2 separate regions of the Mus musculus genome follow, and region 2 is linked to region 1. Evidence: chromatin loops called from intact Hi-C (ENCODE). Cell type or tissue: heart. All regions are shown on one strand. Links, peaks and the distances in the headings refer to the core of each region. The heading gives the core; the rest is flanking DNA. Region 1 holds the start of Trappc12 (trafficking protein particle complex 12). Region 2 holds the start of Rnaseh1 (ribonuclease H1).

What was found. Peaks named below come from ENCODE experiments on the same cell type or tissue, not always from the same donor. Only the 100,000 strongest peaks of a DNase experiment are listed, where the experiment ranks them.
Region 2: it touches region 1 in a loop (2.4-fold over the local background); 3 of 42 quality-filtered maps call a loop at or near these places.

Annotation. Positions count from the first base shown.
Region 1 is chr12:28,748,383-28,753,758 of GRCm38, forward strand. It overlaps Trappc12 (trafficking protein particle complex 12), which reads right to left and starts at 2,018. Exons shown (of 12, transcript NM_178811.5): 1 at 1,780-2,018. It overlaps Eipr1 (EARP complex and GARP complex interacting protein 1), which reads left to right and starts at 3,437. Exons shown (of 9, transcript NM_201357.3): 1 at 3,437-3,622. The coding sequence starts at 3,581. In heart, for the core only: a CTCF peak has its summit at 3,281; DNase peaks (open chromatin) are centred at 2,129 and 3,399; H3K4me3 peaks cover 2,719 bases; H3K27ac peaks cover 2,078 bases.
Region 2 is chr12:28,647,300-28,652,675 of GRCm38, forward strand. Rnaseh1 (ribonuclease H1) reads left to right here and starts at 2,303. Exons shown (of 8, transcript NM_011275.3): 1 at 2,303-2,517; 2 at 4,726-4,841. The coding sequence starts at 2,390. In heart, for the core only: no CTCF peak of the experiment used is centred there; a DNase peak (open chromatin) is centred at 2,292; H3K4me3 peaks cover 1,699 bases; H3K27ac peaks cover 1,331 bases.

The sequences.
Region 1 (5,376 bases), core at 305-5,304:
AAGGTAACCATTGGCACCAGTGTGAAGCTCATCCGTGGACACTGCTCTGCTCTGCCCAGACCCTCCACTCAGGAATCCAGTATGAAGCCGCTTCCCCAGCAGACTCTGAGGCATGCTGGGAGCACTGACCTGATGATGCCTTTTGGCCCCTCTTTCTGTCAGGCTACGGTAGTCTTCTCTGTTGGCTATTGTAAGCCCTGACTGCATGAGGTGTTGCTGTCTACCGGCTGCCCCAGCCTGCTCTGTGCTATTTGCCCTCTTTGCTTCCTGAGCGCCAAGTCCTCTGAACTGGAACGCACAGCCACCACAGTCCATTCCTCACGGCAGGACACCCATGCCGCAGCACCAATGGGCTTTCCTTCCCTTGGACAGGTGAGTAACAACACAGCACTGCAGGCGTGCGCCAGTTAGCGCATCCATTTACTTGTCAAATGGATGCTTGGGTTCCTTCTAGCCTCGAGCAATCGTGCACAGTGCTTCTGTGAACAGGATGTGTGTCTGTGTGTGTGCGTCTTTGAGACTCTAATTTCAATTCTTTGGTACAGCAAATTCCTATTTCAATGCCCAGAAATCAATGTGCTAGATCATGGCCATCAAATTTTTCTTTTGAGACTGGGTCTTATGTACCCAAAGCCACAGTAAACTTAACTGTTGCTATGTATCAAGGACCACTTTGATCTCTCTCTCTCTCTCTCTTCCCCCCCGCCCCCCGACAGGGTTTCTCTGTATAGCCTGTCCTGGAACTCTCTCTGTAGATCAGGCTGGCCTTGAACTCAGAAAACTGCTTGCCTTTGACTCCCAATTGCTGGGATTAAAGGCATGCACCAACACTGCCCGACCACTTATTTGTTTTTAAAGAGAGAGTTTCTCCAAGTAGCCCTGGCTGTCCTGGAACTCACTCTGTAGATCAGGCTACCCTCGAACTCAGAGATCAGTCTGCCTGTGCCTCCTGAGCGCTCAGAGAAAAGGACCACCACTGCCAAGAGCAATCACAGACCTGCAGTTCCTTCCTGCAACAGCATACACACACTCCGATTTCACCACACACTGGCTGGCTGATACTTTTTTTTTTTTAACATTTATTTAGCTTTTTAATATGTGTGAGAGTTTGTTTTTATAAATCAAGGTCGTAGGTAACCTAAGCTGGCCTTAAATTTGTTATATAGCCTAAGACGACTTTGAACTCCTGAACATCCTGCCTCTACTTCTCAAATGATACAGGCTCAGCACCAACACCTCGTCTTACTGTATTTATTCATTTGTCTATTTATGGTCAGAAGACAATCATGTGGAAGAACAACTCTTCTTCCATCGTGTGGGTCCTGTGGATGCAGCTCAGATTATCAGGAATGGTGACAGACACTGAGCCATCCTGTCAACCCTTGTTTTAGTTTTTAGACTCTATTCATTCTTTCTTTCTTTTGAGGGGGTTGGGGTGTCTCCCTATTTAGCCCAGACTGACCTCAAACTTAAAATATTCCACATCACAATCTCCCGAATGCTTACAGGAAGGAATCACTTTTCCCACACAACACTACTCATTCGTCAGTGGTCAGGTTATGTCTATGGCACCCCATCCTCTATCTCTTAACCCCGACTCTGGCTTACTGCAGTGCTTCATTTATTGTGGGGCTATGACACACCGAGGTCGACAGGAGCAAAAGTTGGGGCAAACCAAAAACATAGCTCGAACACTGGTGATGTAACACGGGCACCTTCTAAGCATGCTAACGAACCCGCACTTTATACACATAAAACCGAGGTCAGGAGGGTGTGTACCTTGTCCAAAACCACAGGGAGCACACAGAATTGGCTAAAGCCCGAAGGAGCCAGCCCCTCGTGGGGCTACTCTGCGTGGCCGAGAGCGGTTGATTACGCGAGGACGCCGCCCTCTGTGGGAAGGTCAAGGGTACCGGCGACCCTCCTCACTGCGACCCGCTCCTCACCTGCCACCCGCCCCTGAGGTCGGGTCACCCACAGGCGAAAAGGGTCCGAAGAGATGACGGAAGACCGGAAGTAAACTCAAGATCCAAGGTCCCGCGCGTTTGTGCGTCTGCGTGTGCTGGCCGCGGAGACCCGACTTCCGCACATGCTCAGTTTGGGAGCCGCTAAGCTCTCCACTGGAAGCCGGGCGCATATCCGGCTCAAGAGCTGTGGGCGGGGCCTAAGGCCAAACTGGGTAGGGGACAAGGATGGTCCTGGAGATTGAAGAAAATCGTCTGTCCTTGGGCCTGTCACCAACCAAGGATGTTTTTTCCTAGGATTTTATCTTTGTGCTAGTTGATTCTCCACGTTTCCCCCCTTGTGTCTGTGGCAGTGTGTGCTAACATCCGTAAAGTTGCGGGGAGGAATTAAGGAGTCAAGAGTCAGCCTTGCTTGCTGAACTCATGGTTGGTTGAGAATCGTCCTCAAGTCAAGAACCTTGCTTTCTTGATTTTCTGTGTCACATTTCTATGACAACGTAAAAACACAGCTCTCATCTCAAAGGGAAGAAGAATTTATTCTGTGAGTGACTATAGCTTGGGAACATAGATTCAGGTCACCGTAGATTCTGCCCTACATGATAACAATTTGATGAAGTTTTACAGTAACAACCAAAAATACCTACTTCTTAAGCACACTTCGGAAGCAGTGGGTAGGTGGGTAGGTCTCAGGTGCTATCTCATGACTTTCATAGCTTTGGGATCGGTGGAAGCTAGTTGCCAGAGGTTTTATCAGAAAGTCAAGGTAAGACAAAGGTGGGCAATGGATGACTACTAAGGGGGCTAATGGTAGCATCACAGAAACTGCTGTCATGAAGGTCAGTCAAGAGATAATGGCAAAGTCAAAACACAGAAGAAACGCGTGTGGAGATCCAGAACTTCATAGAACCAAGACAGTTCATTTCCTATGGTGCATTCTTGCAGTATTTTCCATGCCAGGTCCTAGAGCCTTCTGTCTCTGAGAGCTCTGGACAGTTTAGATCGTGGGCTTAGTTGTGTCTCTGTGCAGGACTGGGTGGTTACGTGAAGTGCACACCGCTCGCTGTATGTCACTGCCCACTTACACCATCACCACAGTCTTGACTCAAGCTTGCAGCATCTTATCTTTAAATGGACATCTAAGAGCCTGCTTCTGAGGCTGGATCGAAGGTCCTGGCAGTGGGTTGGGCAGTGCTCTGGTGCTCAGGACCACGGTTTAGGAGTAAAGCTCTGCCAACCATAATGCCAAGTTAACTGTTCTCTTTAGGGCTCAGATCTTTGGAACTTGAGGGAGCAGCGCAGGATAAGAGCGCCGCCCTGATGGACGTCCATTCCCGCTGCTTTTGCTCCGGGCCCGGCCTTCCAACCCAGGATCTCCTGTAGCTGCTGGGTCTCATGAAAGGCCAAATGAGCATGCGCAGAATAAAGGCCCAGCTGCCATTGGCCACCGGGGAGGAGCGTATTGATGACGCGACGAAGAAAACAGGAAGTGAGCCGTCAGGGAGCCGGTCTGGGTCTCGTAGTCCATTTTTCAGGCGGGGAATGAATGGGTTCTGAGCGATCCCTGGTGAGGGGGGACTCGAGCTCTGAGGCGTGAGTAGCTGGGTAGGCAGAGTATCATGGAAGACGACGCCCCGGTGATTTACGGGCTGGAATTCCAGGTGAGCATGGCGGAGTCGGTGAGGTGCCGCCTGTGCCTGGCCCTCACCAGAGAGCGCCCACACTCAGTCTGGTTCCAAGGATTCTGGGCTTCAAGGCCCGGATTTGGGGAGAGGGTACGCGCAGGGAGTGTGGCCAAGTGAGGGCCAGGGCTGGCATAGACAGCAGAGGGTGAGCACTCGGCCTCGCAGGTGACTTGATTACACTCGCACTTCTGGGGTCTTGAGTAGCAATTATTGACCATTGAGTTGTGTGTTGGATACTGCTCAGTACAAGAGCATTAAAGAGGGACTTCGTGGGGAGGGGAGTTGCTGGCTGGCTGGTCTGTTATGAAGCATTTTGCTCACTCAGGTTGGAAATATACTTGCCTTTTTCCTTATGAACTTTTTATTTCAATAGCTACTAAACTCGTTACAGATTCGAGTCAATAGTGGGATGAGGGTTTCCATCTCCCAGGGAGTTCTTCAGACCTGGACCATGATTTGCTAAGAGCTCACTGGAGACTTCTGCCATTCTCAGCGCCTTCCTGGGTATCCAGAACTCCCATGCTAGGAATCAGGACGACTATTCTACACTCCTCTATTCCTACAAGAATATTCTTGTCTATTCTTTGTTGTCCTGGGAATTACATCTGACATCATCTAGATGGGATCAAATCCAGTGTAGCCTCATTGTCCTCACTCCTTTCTTTTGTGATCCTTCCATAAAAATAAAATCCTTGGACATTGTGTGCTCTTGAACACAAATTTGTAATGATTGCTTTGTGGGGTTGTCCTTCACTTCTGATGGGAGGAGAAACTCAGCTTTCTGCAGGTGATTCTGAATACCCACTATACAGATAAAGAATGAGGCTATGGATGCATAGAGGTATCATATGGTAGGGCTAAGGTCAGACAATGCAGGACAGAGTGAGGCTATGCCTAGATACTGCTACTGAGCTTGTTGAGGGTGTTTCACTCATCTGGGGTATCAGTGTATTTACTTGCAAAATGAGAAGAAATGTGTGGAATATGTTCAGAGTCAATTTTTAGTGTTCCTTTGGAAGCCTAAGTACAAATGGAAGTTACTGGGAGATGTTCCAATTTATCTCAGAGGGGCCTGTCTATGGACTGTGATAATTTTTAAGTGAGATGCATAGCCCCAGTAGTCAGTGTAAACCTTAAAGTGGACAGGCAAGCCTGACTTAACTAAGACAGCGCGCGCACACACACACACACACACACACACACACATTTAATGAACTGTCTTCAGATTGCTCTGTGTACTACCAGTTCAGTGGGAACTTCAGAAGCACTGGGAGGACTCGGGGAACACTACAGGGCCTGCTCTCATTTTCCATGATTTTAGCAGGCCTACAGTCAGCCTGCTGCTTCCTGAGGAAGCCTATGTGCTTGGGGCATCCCACACATGTGTGCTTTCCAGAAGATTTATTTTCATTGTGTGCATGTGAGTGTTTTCTCTGGGTGCATGCATGTGCTCCACATGTGTGCCTGGTGCCCAGGAAGCTCAGAAGAGGGCTCTGGATTCCTTGGAATTGGAGTTAGAGGTGGTTGTGAGCCACCTGATGTGGGTGCTGGAGCCTCTCCGTGAGTATCAAGTTACTCTTAGCTGCTATTTATTTATTATTATTACGTTATTTACTTTCATCTTTATGGTTACTCACAGGCACAGTTCTCCAGATTTTGGGTAATGCCTGAATACTGGGACGGAATTCCAATGCTAGATTCAGCTTCCTTCCTGACAGGTCTCCAGAAGC
Region 2 (5,376 bases), core at 82-5,081, 100 kb before region 1:
TGTCTTCAAAATTACACATATTGGAAAATACTAACGTGGTTTTGTTTGTTTGTTTGTTTGTTTATTGTTTTTTTCAAGACAGGGTTTCTCTGTAGTCCTGGCACTCACTCTGTAGACCAGGCAGGCCTTGAACTCAGAAATTCGCCTGCCTCTGCCTCTCAAGTGCTGGGATTAAAGGCGTGCGCTACCACGCCCGGCACTAATGTGTTTTTACAGAATAATTACATTAAATGTTAATCAGTCCTTATAGAAAATGTAATTGGCAAGAAAGTTAAGTTGAAGTTATAAATTCAAAGTTGGAACACATTTTTGTACATTAAGATTTTTGTTGACTTTTAGTCATTTTCAAGGTCAGCATGTTTTTATTAATGCGTGCTGGCATGGAAGCACATGCCACAGCATTCCTGTGATGTCAGAGGAAGACTGTGATGTCACTCCTCTGCAAAACAAAGTCTTTCTATGTAGTCCTGGCTGTCTTCGTGCTCAACATGTAGACCAGTCTCACAGAGATTCTCCTGCCTCTGCCTACAAAGTGCAGTGATTAAAGGCTCAAGGCACCACACCAAGCTTCCCAACAACTTTTATTTTTGTTCTGGAGATCCAATTCATGATACCAGGCTTGCTCAGCAAGCTTGTATACCTACTGAGCCATCTAACCCACAGCCAGCAGTTATTAAGATTTTTGCTCTTGTTTTGTTTTGGTTTGGTTTTTTGAGACAGGTGTTTTTTTTCTCTTTGTAGCCCTGGCTGTCCTGGAACTAACTCTGTAGACCAGGCTGGCCTTGAACTCAGAGATCTGCCTGCCTTTGCCTCCCAAGTGCTGGGATTAAAGGCGTGAGCCACTACGTCTGGCTCAAATTATTTTTCTTGAAAAAGTAAGTGTCTTGTATCTTGGCCCCAGTTATGTAGCCAAGGATGACCTTGACTATTGGTCTCCTTATCCCTGACTCCTCAGTCTGGGATGACAGGCAAGTACCACCACACCCGGTTTCCGAGACACTGGATATATCCATACCCCCTTCTTTTGTTTTTTTTTTTTTTCTTTTTTTTTCTTTCTTACCCCCTTTTTTAAACTTTAGAATATTGTTGGTATTTTGAGGTTTTATTTGAGTTGATAGACATTAATACTTGCTACATAGAAATAAAAAGAAGGGATGAGAGGAAGTTCTGGCAGGGCCTATGCCCAATATATGTGAGACCCTAATTTCAATCTCCAGTGCCAGGATTCATCGTGTAGCCAAGACTGCCCTTGAACTTGCAGTAATCCTCTTGCTGTAGTCTACACAGTACTGGGATAATAGGTTTGAGGCACCATGTCTGGCTTCAAATATTAAAAAACAAACAAACAAACAAAAACTCTGGTGGCGCTGGAGAGATGGCTCACTCATTAAGAATAGTGGCTGCTTTTGCAAAGGCTTGAGTTCCAATCCCAGGGGAGCCAATGCCATTTCCTGACCTCTGTGGGCAGAAAGTATGTCTGTGGCACAAACATAGATGCAAGCGAAACACTCATACACATGAACTAAAGTAATACATAAATAAACAACTGATTTCTAAAGGAAAGAGAAGGGTAGAGTTGCTTTACATTCTACAAACCACACCGACAGCTGGCTGAAGGGCAAACAATCAGAGACAACCATTAAAGGGAAATTTTCCCTTCCCTATTTTTTCTTTATATTTAGAAAAACTTTTCATACTCATGACTTCAAGGAATATACATTTATTACTTTAAAATTGCATCTATGTGTTGGTGTGTGCGTGCATTATCATTGGTGCATATGTGCGAAGGTCAGAGGACAACTTGTGGGAGAGTTGTTAAGCTTGGTGGCAAGTGCCTTCACTTTCAAAGTCGCCTTGGTAGTCCCTAAGGAGTAGATTTTAAAATTTTAGTTGATTTTGGGTTATAAAAACGATTCCCCAGTTTGCAACAGTGACTTGCTTCATTCTATGTAGTCCAGAATTATATGGCCAGAGTGTTGTTATGTATTCATGACATCTTCTCATTCATTGCTGGCAAAGGGGAGGGGAACCCTATTCTGCAGAGTTGGGCATCCTAGAATATGGGATGTAGTTTTACAGGGGCTCATTGTCTTCACATCTATTCCCTCATTCGGCCATCATCCTCTCATTCCTTCTTTCCCCTCTTCCTCTCGCTTCCAAATCAGTTTTGCTGTGCTGGGATTGGACTAGGCACTCGGCAGCTGGGAAACACCTCTGTCTCCAGGCCGAACGTCTCCACCGACGTCTAAGAAACCGAAGACACAATCCTCGGCCCCGCCCCTCTCCGCGACGGGCGCCTCGCGACGTCACCTTCCTGAGCCGGAAGTGTGTCGGCTCGCCGGCGGGAGGCTCGCGGGCAGCAATGTGGGTTGCCGCGCTGGCGTGAGTGATGCGCTGGCTGCTGCCGCTGTCCCGCACAGTGACACTGGCCGTCGTACGCCTGAGGCGAGGCATTTGCGGGCTCGGGATGTTCTATGCGGTGAGGAGAGGCCGCAGGACCGGAGTCTTCCTGAGTTGGTGAGACGGAGCCTGGCGGAGCCCTTTATTCTAAACACCTAACAGCTCGTTTAGCCCTTCCGTGTTGTAGTCAAATCCTCCCAAAGAGAACACATGGTCACCGCAGCCAGAATTTACACAAGGCTTCCCACGTTCTGATCGTTCCTGTGTGTGGGTGTTTTGTTTTTTGACACAGGACCTCATGTAGTCCAGACTGCTGAGCTCATTGGTTTGGGCCACCACGCCCAACTTCCTCGTGTTTTCATCTTTTAAACATTTTTCATACCTACTGGGTGACTTTTCTCGAGCCGATTATGTGCCAAATTGAACTTCTGGTCTTTCTGCCTTCACTAACCAAACGCAGGGATTTCAGATAGGCACCGTTATGCTCAATTTGTGTACTGCAGGTGTTTGAACCCAGGGCTTGTGCATACTAGGCCAGCAGCTGAGCTACATCCTCATCCCCGACTGTTTTTAAGAAGGAAAATCGTGGTGAGATGTGTTGTCACATGTTTGTAATTCCAGCACTGTTGAGGTGGAGGCAGGAGGATCACTACAAGTTAGAGGCCAGCATGGGCTGTGGAAGAGATGAGGGAGGGGGAGAGGTGGAGAGTCTCAAGCCAGAAGCTGGTCTTTGCCTTTGGATCCATGTCGCAGCCCTTGGAGGCAAGATGAAGTTTTCAGTTTCACCGGTACTGTGGCAGTTCCCAGGTCAAATGAGAGGCAGAATCGGGGCTTAAGTCCAGGTTTGGGAGTATATGACAGCTAACTTCTAATATCAAGGTTTGTTGTCCCTGTGACCTGGATGTTTCCCTAGGCACAGCTGAGACAGTACTAAGGAAGAAATATATCCACTGCCAACCCTTTTTCTGTGATTGAGTCTTAAAGATAACAAAATTTTAGTATGTGCTGGAGTTGTGGAAGACCTTGTGGTATTAGTATGCTATTTGGATTGGATGGCATTTAGCAGAATGGGCTGTCAGGTCTTAACATGTAAAATGAAACCAAATTGAGGTGTGACCTTTGTCCCAAGGAATTGACAGCAGATCCCTTTGACTCACCATACAACACCAAACCTATAATCCATGAAAAGTCCTTGTATGTTAAACTTCATTCAGTTAAAAACTCCTGCTCTAGAAAAGACACTGGGCCAGGCATAGTGGCACAAGCCTTTAAATCCCCGCACTCAGGAGGCTGGGAGGCAGAGACATGTGCATCTCTGAATTCCAGGCCAGCCTGGTCTACAAAAGGAGTTTCAGGACAGCCAGGGCTACACACAGAAACTCTGTCTTGAGGAAATAAAAAAATGGGGAAAGCTATGCCTTCACATTAAGCTGCACTTAATCATGTACGGAGATTTAATTCATAATTGACAAAACTTGGAAGCCAAGTTTCCAGTAGACAGTGAGTTGGTAAAGTTATGGAATATTATGCAGACTTGAAATGAGTTATGAAAGATGAAATAGTATGAAGAAGCACTAACTATACCCTGCTAAAAGGAAAAGCCAATTTGAAATGATCTACAGTGTGGGATTCCGACTATATGGGATCCTGGAACTAGTAGAGATTGCAAAACAAATCAGTGCTTTTAAGGGCTTCGAACTGAGGAGAGGTGACTGTGAAAGCAGACAGGCTTTGTTTCCTGTCAGGGTCTTGTGTGTCTTAGGTTGGCCTTCAACTGAACTAGCTATAAATCAAAGGTGACCTTGAACTTCTGACCCTTTGTCTCTACTTCTCAAGTGCTGGGATCACAGGTGTGCACTCTCAAACTCAGGTGTTTTTGAGACTGAGTTTCTATGAGGCACTGGCTGGCCTGCAACCTGCACATAGATTCGTGTGGCGTTGAACTTGTGCTTCTCCTGCCACTGCCTCCAAGTGTGGGATTATAGGCACGCACGCACCACCACCCAGCCCCCTGTGGGGGGTTTCTAAGGCATGAGATTGTTCTGCATCTGTGCTAATGTAGTTCACTGGCATCATCTATTCACTAAACCTGTAGGCTTTACAACACCGACTGATCCCTGGTGCAAATAAAGGGCACTGCGGGGCAGAAGCTCAAGAGAACTCTCTACTTTCATTTCCTATTTGATGTAAACCTAAAACTGCAGTAAAACATGACAACTGTAAATAGATGAGGTAAAATAGTAAAAAATAAAGTTAAGTTAAAAAAAATGAGAAAGGATGTAATTGAAGAGGAAGGAAGCCTGGCTAATGTACACACCCTTGCAGGAGTGAGTGCAAAGCCCAGGTGGACCGGTTTCCTGCTGCCAGGTTTAAGAAATTTGCCACAGAAGATGAGGCCTGGGCCTTTGTCAGGAGCTCTTCAAGCCCGGATGGTTCAAAAGGTATGTTAGTTACTTCACGTCAGTGTAACGTTTTAAGCTATGAAAAGCCCTCTGCGTGCCCGACATCACTGCTTCTGTAGAGAAGGTGACTGTCTATTTTCCGTGCACATTAAAGTTGTCATGAATGGTGGTTCAGAGGCTAGAGATGTGGCTCAGAGGGTCACGGTTTGATTCTAAGCATCCATGTTGCGTGACTCATAGTCTCCTGTAACACACGCGCACATAAATATAAATAAGATTTTAAAATGTAATTTTAAAAGAAGAGTGTGGTTCAGCCAGGTATATGGTACCTAGGATTGGGAGTTTAAGGCATGAATGACAGCCAGTTCCAGACTTGTCCTACATCGTAGGGTCCTGTAGGAGTGAACTAAGTACATATCGGTTCCTGCAGTAGCAATGTTATCAGTTCTAGGACTCAGACCTCCAGCTGAATACTCACAAGTGCTCACAACGTTGCTAGGCCATAGACCATATGGTTATACCACTAAGTTTCTTTGCATTTCATTTGTCATAGACAGTACCGGAAGCCTACTCT